2 separate regions of the Homo sapiens genome follow, and region 2 is linked to region 1. A link is a loop called in an ENCODE intact Hi-C map of the cell type or tissue named here. Cell type or tissue: adrenal gland. All regions are shown on one strand. Each heading gives the region's core, and the rest is flanking DNA. Links, peaks and the distances in the headings are about the cores only. Region 1 overlaps RHOQ (ras homolog family member Q). Region 2 overlaps PIGF (phosphatidylinositol glycan anchor biosynthesis class F).

Region 1 (2,926 bases), core at 211-2,710:
GAAATAAGCACATCATGGAGAATAGGGTATCCATCCCCTCAAGCAGTTACTCTTTGTGCTACAAACAATCCAATTACAGTCTTTGAGTTATTTTTAAATGTACAGTTGCATTATTATTGACTATAGTCACCCTGTTGTGCCATCAAATAGTGTCATGTCTTTTTCGAACTTTTTTTTTTTTTTGAGACAGAGTCTCGCTCTATCGCCCAGGCTGGAGTGCAGTGGCACGGTCTTGGCTCACTCAACCTCCACCTCCTGGGTTCAAGCAATTCTCCTGTCTCAGCCTCCCAAGTAGCTGGGACTACAGGTGCCCGCCACCATGCCCAGCTAATTTTGGTATTTTAGTAGAGACAGGGTTTCACCATATTGGCCAGGCTGGTCCCGAACTTCTGACCTTGTGATCCGCCCACTTCAGCCTCCCAAAGTGCTGGGATTACAGGCGTGAGCCACCGTGCCTGGCCCTAACTATTTTTTTGTACCCATTAACCATCCCTACCTCCCGCCAAACCCCCAACTACACATCCCAGCCTCTGGTACCCATCCTTCTACTCCCTATGTCCATGAGTTCAATTGTTTTGATTTTTAAGATCCTACAAATAAGTGAGAATACGTGATGTTTGTCTTTCTGTTGCTGGCTTATTTTACTTAATCATCTCCAGTTCTATCCATGTTGTTGCAAATGACAGGATCTCATTGTGTGTGTGTGTTTTTTTTTTTTAATTTATAAATTTTTAAACCCCCAGCCCCACAAAACACACCCCCATATACCCTCATTTCTAGTTCTTTACACATGGTTGAGATTATCCGTAATTACTGGAATGAATTGAATGATTCAGCCATGGGTGCTCCCTATCCAGTTCACCTGGTGGAGAAGGGCCGCAGTGCTATCAGGAGAAAAAAAATGGAAGCAGAATTTTTTGTGGGGTGCCTTGGCTCCATTAGTGTGCTATGTGGCCTAGGGCTGTGCGCCCAGTAGGCTCTGCAGGTATTTCTTGATGCGGCCTAAACACCAAGCTATTTCTCTCCCGCATATTAAGGGGCTCGATAGACAGGACGCCTGGACAGGGCTCTGTTCATTGTGGCTGAGGTTAGCACTCCTCTGGGTGGTGACAGACCCTGTCCCTGAGAAGGATGGCAGCTTGGTTTGTGCTAAATTAGTTCCAAAGCATCAGATGGGCAATGACGTCCTTTCTGTGTTAACATTCCCCAGGCGGGTCACAAGGAGTGGCTGAAGGGAGAGGAAGGGCTGTGTTACTCAAACACCCATCTTGCCAGTAATTACTTCTTTCCTGGCTGACCTCTGCTTTCTGTGCAAGTGTTCTCCCCTCCCTTTATTCTCCTGCGCCTGCTCTTTTACATTTTTTTCTTTCTTTCTTTTTTTTTTTTTTTCAAATTTGTTCCAATCTAGAAAACCCATCCTCTTTCAAATGGCATAATGGTTGGGATTATAAATGAGTTGGCTCAAAGTGTGCCCCCTCTAGGAGCAGCCACTGAGAGAGCATTTAATTTTGAGCATCCAGTTCAATTAAAATTCCATTTAATCCAGCTTACTTTTCACAGAGTTGTCTTCCCCAGTGAGCTGATTACCTGGAGGTGTTTCCACCAGCCTCCTTGGCCCTGGAGGAATGGGGAAGGGACTGGACACGAGGAGGGACAGAGCAGGCAGATGGGGGCTCTGCTTCCTTCGGACAGGGACTTCGTCCAACAGGCGAGAGCTTTGGGTATTCATCCACTGCAGAAAGTGAGAAGTCCAACTGAGGCTGAGGCACCCCATGACCTCCTCACCTCTGACTCCGGCCCTCTAGTGGTCGAGTCCCTCCTTAGAATTTCCACTAAGTGAATTGTCTCCAGGCTGCACTCTAGCATTTGGTTTTATTCATGTGTAAATCTTTGCTCCCCATGCAGATTGTAAACTCTTCCCCTTGCCGTCCCTGCAGGACTGCACGTAGCACATAGCACTTTGCACAAGTGTTGGGGGCCCCAGTAGGAACTAGGTGTGTGTTAAATTTAGGGGAGTCTGGTGGTAAGATTATTATGGAAAGAACCTTTCCCATCACTTTATATCATATCCATATTGGCTTTCCTATCAGCTCATTTGAGAGGAAATTCTGACCTGTCTGGACATTATTGAGTGGCTTTAAAGCAGGTTATAGGTGGCGATTTGAATACATTGACCATTTAAGCAAAGTGGGACTCATTTCTGGACTCACAGAGCTCATTAAGCAGACAGGCTGCCAGGTCTGTTTGGATGAAATACTGGCTATGCGCATGTACTGTTCTCCAGCAAGTCTAGACCTGTAGGAGTCCTTCACTGGGCTTTATGTCAGGTGTGCTTCCAGAGTGGCCTGTGGCCCTCTGTGATAAGTCGGTAGGAGGGGGACATGGTGAGGATGCTGACCTGCTCACTTGTGTCTTGACTGGGAGACCGGAATGCCTCCTGTTGTCTGAACAAGCTAGTATGGAAGTAGCATCTAGGCAAGCTGGTGTTAAGACGCAAGTAATTACTCAGAGAAATTGCTGGTGTGTCAAACTGCTTGATATGTAAGTTTCCTCCTCTTTCCTTTGTTTTATTTTTTGAGGCATAATTCAGAGAACACTTTCATCACCCCAGAACGAAACCCCATACCCACCGACAGTCACTCCCCACCATTCCTCCTCCCCCGTCTCCTGGCAACCACTAATCTGTCTTTCTGTTTCTATGGATTTACCTATTCTGGACATTTCATATTAATGGAATCCTGCAATGTTTGCCCTTTGTGTCTGGCTTCTTTCACTTAGCATAACGTTTTCTAAGGTTCATCCATGTTGTAGAAGGTATCAACATTCCATTCCTTTTTATGGCTCTGTGATCTTTCTCTTTCCATTTTATTCCTGCCCCCGCTCTTTTTCAGTTGTTCTTCCATGGCCATTCTTTCCCGGGCTCTGG
Region 2 (2,926 bases), core at 209-2,708, 47 kb after region 1:
AATCTAGTCTACAAAAACCTTTGCACAAGTATACAAAATTATATGGAACAAAGATATACCTAACAACATTATTTATTATCATGAAAATTTGATATTAAACCTTAATAGGAAATTAGTTAAATAAATCATGGTACATGGAATACTTGTAATGATGATTAATTGCTCAACATTCATCTCAACCCTGATGATGAGACTAATTAATTAACTATTGATGATCCCATTCTGTTTCTCAATGATTAGGAAAACTCAAGGAAGAGAAACTGCTGCCATCCCACTACCAGCCTGAGGATAATAACAAGGAGAATCAGTAAGAAGCACAACCATACCATGACTATCTGTGTCTAGAACCATCCAATTTCCGTTATGTGACATAATCAGTTTCCTTATTATTCAAACCAATATAAGCTGAAGTTTTATGTTACTTATAGAGATACAGTAGCTAAGAATACTATGTAAGAAGAGGTAGATTATACACACACACAGATAACGATGTTCATAACACATTAGTGGGAAAAAAGTTATAAAGCCATGACTAGTTTAACTATTTTGTTTTAAAATTATATATATATAATTAATACAAAATTCGAAGAACATATAAAATCTGCTAGTTGTTCATTGCTTCCATGATAGCATTACTAGGATCTTTAACTTTCTATATTTTTCTGTTTGAATTTTTACTACAAACATTTATATACATTATTTTGTAATAAATAAGATAAAAAGAATAAAATAGGTAAATTCCTTTCTATTAACTAATTTCTAGCATCACTGACATTGATGTACTCTCATTTTGTAAGTTTCCATAATAAAGCTATTTGAATTCTACGGTTATTGGCTAATTTTTTCAAAGTTAAGGAATATATGCACAGTCAATAGGGCTCAGAATAAATAAATGGCTCCCCTGTGAACAAACTTAAAAAGTGACTACAGCAATGTTACAGGCCAGCCTTCATGACACTGTGCTCCAACTATTTGTCCAAATTATTTGACTCCACTGGAATTCATTACATCAAATATTAATTGAAGTAAACAGGCCATTTTGAGTGCCTACTACGTGCCAGACACTGTATCAGACACCTGAGGGTAGTTCATAGTAAACACTCATGGTTTAAATACACTGTCATCAAAATAGTGTTTGTTTAAATAGATTTAATTTTTTGAACTGCTAGTCTCTTCATCTAAAAAAGAGACACTGTACAACTCCTCCTAGTGGCTAAAGGTATTTTACAAAATTCTAATATAAATGTTTTCCTTCCCCACTGAATATTAAAACAAATGCCTCTTTGCCACTAAATTTTTTGCCCACATTTATACTAAATTATCTACTTTTTATATGAGTAAATCTTTGGTCACTCACTATATTTTCACTCTTAGTGTCCACAGTGGTTGCTTCAATATAAAATCTATTTCAATACAAAGATGACAAAAAGAGGCCTATTATCTTTGTCTACACAAATAGGTCTTATTGAATGTTTTCACCTCGGCTAGATCACTACTCTTGGCAAGATTTTTGTTTAGTACTATTCAGGAATCTATTTAGTTCACCAAAAGTGATCAACTTCTAACTTAAACATTCAAATAACAGCATAAAAGAACTGATATGTCAAAAAACAAGTTTCAATGAACTATATGGGTGTATAGTAGTCAGATTATTACTTTCCTTTATAAGAAAGTCTGCAAATGAAAAAAAAAATAATTTTAATGCCAATGCAATAACTGAATTAAATTAGTACAAACTGAGTATATTATTTAATAAGTATACCAATAAGAAGCTGGCAGAATATTTTAAGAAACCAAATGACCTTGTCTACTTCCAAGTTTCTTTATAATAGTATTCTTTTGTTTTGTTTTCCTGGAGTAACTTAACATTTACTGTAAGGAGAAATCCTGTTAAAATAGTGTCTTTTAGTTATGTATAAAATCCCAATAGTATCAGAATTGATCCTTAACTTGTAGGATGTAGTTCCTATACAGTTCACAAGCTCAAAGCTTTGTTGTTCTCTGTCGTCACATGACTATCATGTGTTCAACATAAGTTTTCTACAAACATGCAAATAAATACATTAAAAACTAGTATATAAACTTATTTCACTTAAAAATATTATACAACATTTATATTGATTCAACACTAATTGAGATATCATGCCAATTCAAAATTAGCCTGTTCACACTGAACATCTGAATTATTCACATTTTAATAATACTAAAAGGGCTGTCTTTAAGTTAAAAAAAATACACACAAAACTCTACTGTGTTTTACATATTAAAATACAGGATGAATGATAAAAATATTTAAAGCTCTAAAATCTTCAGTTGACACTTCAAGGTATTTTAAATACTTTTTATTAATTAGAACTACAGCATAAGAACTTCAAATTGAAATTTTAATTTCTGTTCTAAATTATTATTGAGTAGGAAAAAGCATGTACTATTCATGTATTTTGTACAATCTCCTTGAATAATAATAGAATTCTTTGAAATTAAAGTTGTGACTCAGGAAGTCCTAGCTAGAGCAATCAGATGAGAGAAAAAAATAAAGGGCATCCAAATTGGAAAGAAAGAAGTCAAATTATCCTTGTTTGCAGATGATATAATCGTGTATTTGGAAAAACCTAAAGACTACCAAAAACTATTAGAACTGATAAACAAATTGAATAAAGTTGCAGGATACAAAATCAACATACAAAAATCAGTAGCATTTCTATATGCCAACAGCAAATAATCTGAAAAAGAAATAAAAAAGTAATCCCATTTATAACAGCTACAAATAAAATTAAATATCTATGAATTAACTTCACCAAAGAAGTGAAATATATCTACAATGAAAACTATAAAACACTGATGAAAGAAATTGAAGAGGACACAAAAAATGGAAAGATATTTCATGTTTGTGAACTGGAAGAATCAATATTGTTAAAATGTCCAT

Evidence for each region. Peaks named below come from ENCODE experiments on the same cell type or tissue, not always from the same donor. Only the 100,000 strongest peaks of a DNase experiment are listed, where the experiment ranks them.
Region 2: a loop joins it to region 1, with 2.1 times the contacts of the local background. A loop is called at or near these places in 67 of 110 quality-filtered maps.

What each region holds. Positions count from the first base shown.
Region 1 is chr2:46,553,416-46,556,341 of GRCh38, forward strand. All of the region lies in intron 2 of RHOQ (ras homolog family member Q), which reads left to right. Among named protein-coding and RNA genes, the nearest start is that of ATP6V1E2, 12 kb to the left of the region's middle. In adrenal gland, for the core only: no CTCF peak of the experiment used is centred there; no DNase peak of the experiment used is centred there; H3K27ac peaks cover 2,001 bases.
Region 2 is chr2:46,600,354-46,603,279 of GRCh38, forward strand. All of the region lies in intron 4 of PIGF (phosphatidylinositol glycan anchor biosynthesis class F), which reads right to left. It overlaps LOC124906003 (a long non-coding RNA gene), which reads left to right. Exons shown (of 2, transcript XR_007086307.1): 2 at 241-2,926. Among named protein-coding and RNA genes, the nearest start is that of PIGF, 15 kb to the right of the region's middle. In adrenal gland, for the core only: a CTCF peak has its summit at 1,222 (motif pointing left); no DNase peak of the experiment used is centred there.